2 separate regions of the Homo sapiens genome follow, and region 2 is linked to region 1. Evidence: read pairs that join two places in POLR2A ChIA-PET (ENCODE). Cell type or tissue: Panc1. All regions are shown on one strand. Links, peaks and the distances in the headings refer to the core of each region. The heading gives the core; the rest is flanking DNA.

Region 1 (2,931 bases), core at 234-2,733:
ATCATCTCTACTTTCTTACTTGTCCTTTTAAACTTCTTTTACGTTTATTTATTTTCTGTTAAATACACCCTGAGCCTCTCCATCAATGAAGCTAGTGTTCCTGCTCTAACACCACTCTCTACCAAGGTTTCATAAGTCCTGTCCCTCCCCACAGCATGTTGAAAGTTGTCTCTCCTTCCCCCTCTATTCAGTAAGTGTGTGATTTAATTTCACCAGATGATTCACCCTAGTTCTCCCATTTAGTTAAAAATTTAACCACCAATAAAAAATTTAACTTTTTTTAAACCGAATTTGCTCAACTAAAATGGAAGACTATACCTTCCTTCATGGATTTCTATGAAAGCTGAATGAAATAGTGAATCCAAAGTGCTCATTAGAGTTCCCGAACATCACAATTCTCAATGATTATCAAATAAATTTGAATGAGACTTATCTGAGCATAATGGCTTTCCACTCCATATCTACATGTAAAAATCAATGAGAATGACATAAAATGCAGGAGAAAGAATTAAAATTTGAATAGAAATTCAGATTAGTTCAAAATCATGAAGATATAGTGCTCTAAACTTTATAATCATCCCCATCCGATTACTTTAAACGTGGTGTGCTATTTTAACCCAAGTAAAGGTACACTAGTTCAAGTAACATGCAATAACATTCTTATCATTATTTACTGAAAGGTGGAGTGTACTGGCTTTAAAATAATCTCTGTGTTAAATTAGTTAATAACATTTTTCATTTAAGAAGGGTTTAAAAATAATTTTTCAAGCAGAGATGCAAAACAATCAAAGCATGTAATTTGCCTTTATCACTTTTACTTTTTATATTAAGGATGGACAAAAATATTCTACTCATAGGAAAGGAGATAAAATTGTGACTCACTCCTTTGAGTCTGCAAATTAAAAGAGAAAAACAAGCATGTAGCTGGAGGATAGATGAATGGCAGAAGATAAAATCCAAGGGCCATTATACCAAAGGAGGGTGAAGACTTATTAATGAATTTCAAAACCCAGTGTATACCTTTTGCATTGCTGTGAATAAATGCCTTTGATATCTCAAACAGAATTAAACAAGAAGGAGGTGACCTGTCAAAATGAATAGAATGAAAGGAACCTCTCTTTACACTCTCATTTATTTGTTTATTATTATTATTATTATTTTGAGATGGAGTCTCGCTCTGTCACCCAAGCTGGTGTACAGCGGCGCGATCTTGGCTCACTGCAAGCTCCGCCTCCCGAGTTCACACCATTCTCCTGCCTCAGCCTCACGAGTAGCTGGGACTACAGGTGCCCACCACTGCACCCAGCTAATTTTTTGTTTTTTAGTACAGAAGGGGTTTCACCTTGTTAGCCAGCATGGTCTCGATCTCCTGACCTCGTGATCCACCCGCCTCGGCCTCCCAAAGTGCTGGGATTACAGGCTTGAGCCACCGACTCTCATTTATTTTTTGCTATAAATTTGTAAGTTTTCTAAGATGGCAGCAATGATTTCAGAAAAAAAATTTGAGGCAGGAGTAATAAATGACAGTGATTTTAATATTCTACAGATTAGTACAACATGATATAAATAAGAATAAGGAGAAAAATTATGAAATTCTGCTTATGATGAATAAACTGCAATAAGAGAGGTGCCTTTATTCAGTGAAACCCTTAGAGGAATCATAGACACTATTAAGTGAGAGAAATCCTGTTATTAACTCCTTCCTTCTCCCACCTGCTACCTTTGAAAGAAGTAATATTGTGTGATATGAATCAACTCAGCCTATTGCTCAGGAATGTAAGATCTGAAGCCAGACTCCTTGGGTTCAAACCCAGGCTCTACTACAAGTTCAAACCTAAGCTTTACTACTTGCTAACTCTGTAACTCTGTGACTTAAATGCTGAGCTTCAGTTTCTTTATTGTTTGTTTGTTTGTTTGTTTGTTTGTTTGAGACAGGATCTCATTCTTTCACTCATGCTATAGTGCAGTGGTGCAAACATGGCTCACTGCAGCCTTGACCTTCTAGACTCAAGCAATCCTCCCGCCTTAGCCTCCTGAGTAGCTGGGGCCACAAGCACACACCACTATGCACAGCTAATGTTTCAATTTTTTGTAAAGAGGAGGTCTCATCATGTTGTCCAGGCTGGTCTCAAACTCCTGGGCTTAAGTAATCCTCCTGCCTTGGCCTCCCAATGCAGCTGGAATTTCAGGTGTGAGCCACCATGCCTGACCCAGTTTCCTCATTGTTAATATGACCCTAATAATGGTTTCCTAATCCATTGATTTGTTATAAGAGGTATACTAATGTATATAAAGTACATAACACAATACCTGGTACATATTAAACATCAAACTAGCTGTTATTTTTGTGACTGCAGCCTTTTTACAAACACAGAAGTGACAAAAAGTACACTGAAAAGCCTCTGAAAGATTCCCAGTTTCCAGTCTGACATTGAAGGAGCTTGGATGAGGTCACTCTATCCTAAGAAGTAAAGTTTCAGTTGGCTATTCTGATACTTTTTCCTCTCCATATACATTTTAGAATCTGTTGTTATCTACAAAATAACTCGCTAGGGTTTTTACTGGAATTGTGTTTAATCTATAAAGCAAGCTAGGAAGAACTGACATATTGATGAGTACTCCTATCCATGAACATGGAATGTCTCATTATTTATTTAGTTATTTGGTTTTTTCATCAGAGTTCTTATGTGTGGACATAACTATCTATACACAAATGTACTTTTACATGTGGGCGTAAGTAACTATACACAAGTGTTTTTGTATTTTGTTTGTTTGTTTGTTTTGTTGTTTTAGAGACAGAGTCTCACTCTGTTGCCCAGGCTGGAGTGCAATGGCACAATCTCAGCTCACTGCAACCTCTGCCTTCCGGGTTCAAGTGATTCTCCTGCCTCAGCCTCCCAAGTAGCTGGGATTACAAGTGCCCGCCACCAT
Region 2 (2,931 bases), core at 295-2,794, 490 kb before region 1:
TCTTCATCTTGGACTGTGTGGAGAGAATGGTGGACTAAGTAGTCACTGGCACAAAATTAAGATATTTTAATATTACTTTCCACACAGCCTTTCTTAGGAAGCTTCTGAAATATGCATTCCAGAAGAAAACAGGGAGTATACAAATATACAAAAAGAGGAAGATAGACATACTGAATAAGGAAAATGGAGAATCTAACCCTCAACAGTCATGTAGAATTGTACCACTTGGTTTATAGAATAATCAGCCCAGATCAAAGCAGAAGAATGAATGTTAGAGAAAAGAATCGTTTCAGGAGGGAAAAAAAAAGGGGGATATCACAGGTTTGTTATTTTTGAGAATTCTGAAAAACATGAAACATGATATCAGCTACAAGGAAAAAAAAGATAGTCACCTTTATATTGCAGAAAAAAAGGAAAAAAGTAAATTGATGAAATGAATAGCACTAGATAGGAAAGAAAATGTTATCACAGCCTACCCCTTGGTTCCACATAGACATCATTTAGATGGACATAACAGTACTTCTTACTGCTTTTCAATTTTATAAACTAGCTATAGAAAACAACAGAAGGGTTAATTTTGGCTACAAAATGAAATAAAATGTAACTAATTTTGACAACACATGATAAAATATTCTAGCTACTAACGAGAGGAAGTTTGATAAGAGCTGAAGAAGTTGTGGGTAGTAATAATATACACATCCTATAAAATGTGTATTCAAGAAATTTTGTTTATTGTTGATGAAATAAAAGTGTAAGAATATTATTTATAACAAAAAACTAAACAAATAAATAATCTCTCACAGGGAGAGACGATCAACAGCAAATGTTATATGAGGTCTCTACTTCCACCTATAATTCCATGAACATCAAAGATAATCTCTAAAATTAAGAAATATTAATATAGACCATTATAAATGTTTAAAAGTGGAGAACAGGACTAGAGGAAAGGATCCAATGGCCAGAAAATATTATTTTTCATTGTAAGCCCATCTCTACTATTTAGATTTTTTAGATTGATGCTACCTTCCAAAACAACCCTATTTTGTAATGATTTTAGATTTACAGAAAGGTGACATATTACAGACAGTTCTCAAAACCTTCATGCAATTACCCTCATTGTTAACATCTGACATGGCCATGATAAATTTATCAGAACTAAGGAACTGACATCGTACATTATAACTAATTGAACTCCAGGCTTTATGGCTTTCACCAGGTGTTTTATTAATGTTCTCTTTATGTGCCAGATCCAACCCAGGGTACCACACTGCATTTAGTCTTCATGTCTTCCCCGTCTCTTCTGGTCTGCAGGAGTTTCTCTTTCTTTTCTTTCTTTGCATGACCTTGATAATCTTGAGGAGTGCTGGCCAGGTATTCTGCACAATGTCTTCTAATCTGGGTTTTTCTGTATTTTTCATGAATAGACTGTGGTTATAGGTTTTGGAAAGATTAGAACAGAGTTGAAGTCCCCTTTTCTTCATATCACAATGGAAGTACATGGTATCCAGATTATACCACTCATGAGGTTATCCTTGATTATTAGGCTAAAGTAGTGTTTTCCAGGTTTCTCCATTGTGCAGTTACTGTTATTCTTTCTCTTGCTCTATTCTTTGGAAGTGAGTCATTGGAGTTGGAGATAGGAATTAAGCTCCACCTCCTATACTGGGGATTATCTACACATATTATTTGGAATTCTTCTGAAAGAAACATTCAGTCATTTGTTTTATATCAGCATGTATTCATGTATACTTACTTTATACTTGAGGTTATAATCCAGTACTATGTTATATTATGTATTTGTGCCTCAAATTGTTGTAGCTTTGGCCATTGAGAGCCCTTTCAGGTTATTTATGTCCTTTTTTTTTTTTTTTTTTGAGACGGAGTCTCGGTCTGTTGCCCAGGCTAGAGTGCAGTGGCGTGATCTCAGCTCACTGCAAACTCTGCCTCCTGGGCTTATGCCATTCTCCTGCCTCAGCCTCCGGAGTAGCTGGGACTACAGGCGCCCACCACCACGCCTGGCTAATTTTTTGTATTTTGAGTAGAGACGGGGTTTCACCATGTTAGCCGGGATGGTCTCTATCTCCTGACCTCGTGATCCACCCGCCTCGGCCTCTCAAAGTGCTGGGATTACAGGTGTGAGCCACTGCGCCCGGCCTATTCATGTCCTTTTTAAGTGATCACATTCTTTTGTTTTTGACTACTTTACTTTTTGAAACTACAAGATGCTCTAGACCCATCTTTTATTTTTCTGCTCGATACTAAAATTAGCCATTTTCTCAATGAACTCTCATTAGTTTTTACTGGAGAACAGTATTTAGACACCAGGGTCTGGGTGTTGAGGGTGCTTGTTACTACTCTGGTGGCATTGCTTCTAGGGATTCTCAATGGAGCGAGGATGTGTGTGTGTGTGTGTATATATACACATGTATGTGTGTGTACATATATATATACACATGTATGTGTGTGTACATATATATGTGTGTGTGTGTGTATATATATATATGCCATGTTCACATACTGTGTAAAGGTCTGTCAAAACGTATGTGTGAGTGGTTGTGTAAACAGGTTTTTTGGGGTTTTTTTTGGATGAAGTCTTGCTCTGCTGCCAGGCTGGAGTGCTGTGGCGTGATCTCGGCTCATGGCAACCTCCGCCTCCCGGGTTCAAGCAATTCTCCTGCCTCAGCCTCCCGATTAGCTGGGACTACAGGCGCCTGTCACCACGCCCAGCTAATTTATGTATTTTTAGTAGAGACGGGGTTTCACCATGTTGGCCAGGATGGTCTTGATCTCTTGACCTTGTGATCTGCCCGCCTCGGGCTCCCAAAGTGCTGGGATTACAGGTGTGAGCCACCATGCCTGGCCGTGTAAAGAGATTCATTTTAAGGAATTGGTTCAGGCAGTTATGGAGGCTTGACAAATCCAAAATCTTCA

The links. Peaks named below come from ENCODE experiments on the same cell type or tissue, not always from the same donor. Only the 100,000 strongest peaks of a DNase experiment are listed, where the experiment ranks them.
Region 2: POLR2A ChIA-PET joins it to region 1 with 10 read pairs; 2 of 35 experiments call an interaction of 5 or more read pairs at or near these places.

What each region holds. Positions count from the first base shown.
Region 1 is chr7:80,437,287-80,440,217 of GRCh38, reverse strand. No RefSeq gene overlaps it. Among named protein-coding and RNA genes, the nearest start is that of GNAT3, 73 kb to the left of the region's middle. In Panc1, for the core only: no CTCF peak of the experiment used is centred there; no DNase peak of the experiment used is centred there.
Region 2 is chr7:80,931,425-80,934,355 of GRCh38, reverse strand. No RefSeq gene overlaps it. Among named protein-coding and RNA genes, the nearest start is that of SEMA3C, 14 kb to the right of the region's middle. In Panc1, for the core only: no CTCF peak of the experiment used is centred there; no DNase peak of the experiment used is centred there; H3K27ac peaks cover 1,253 bases.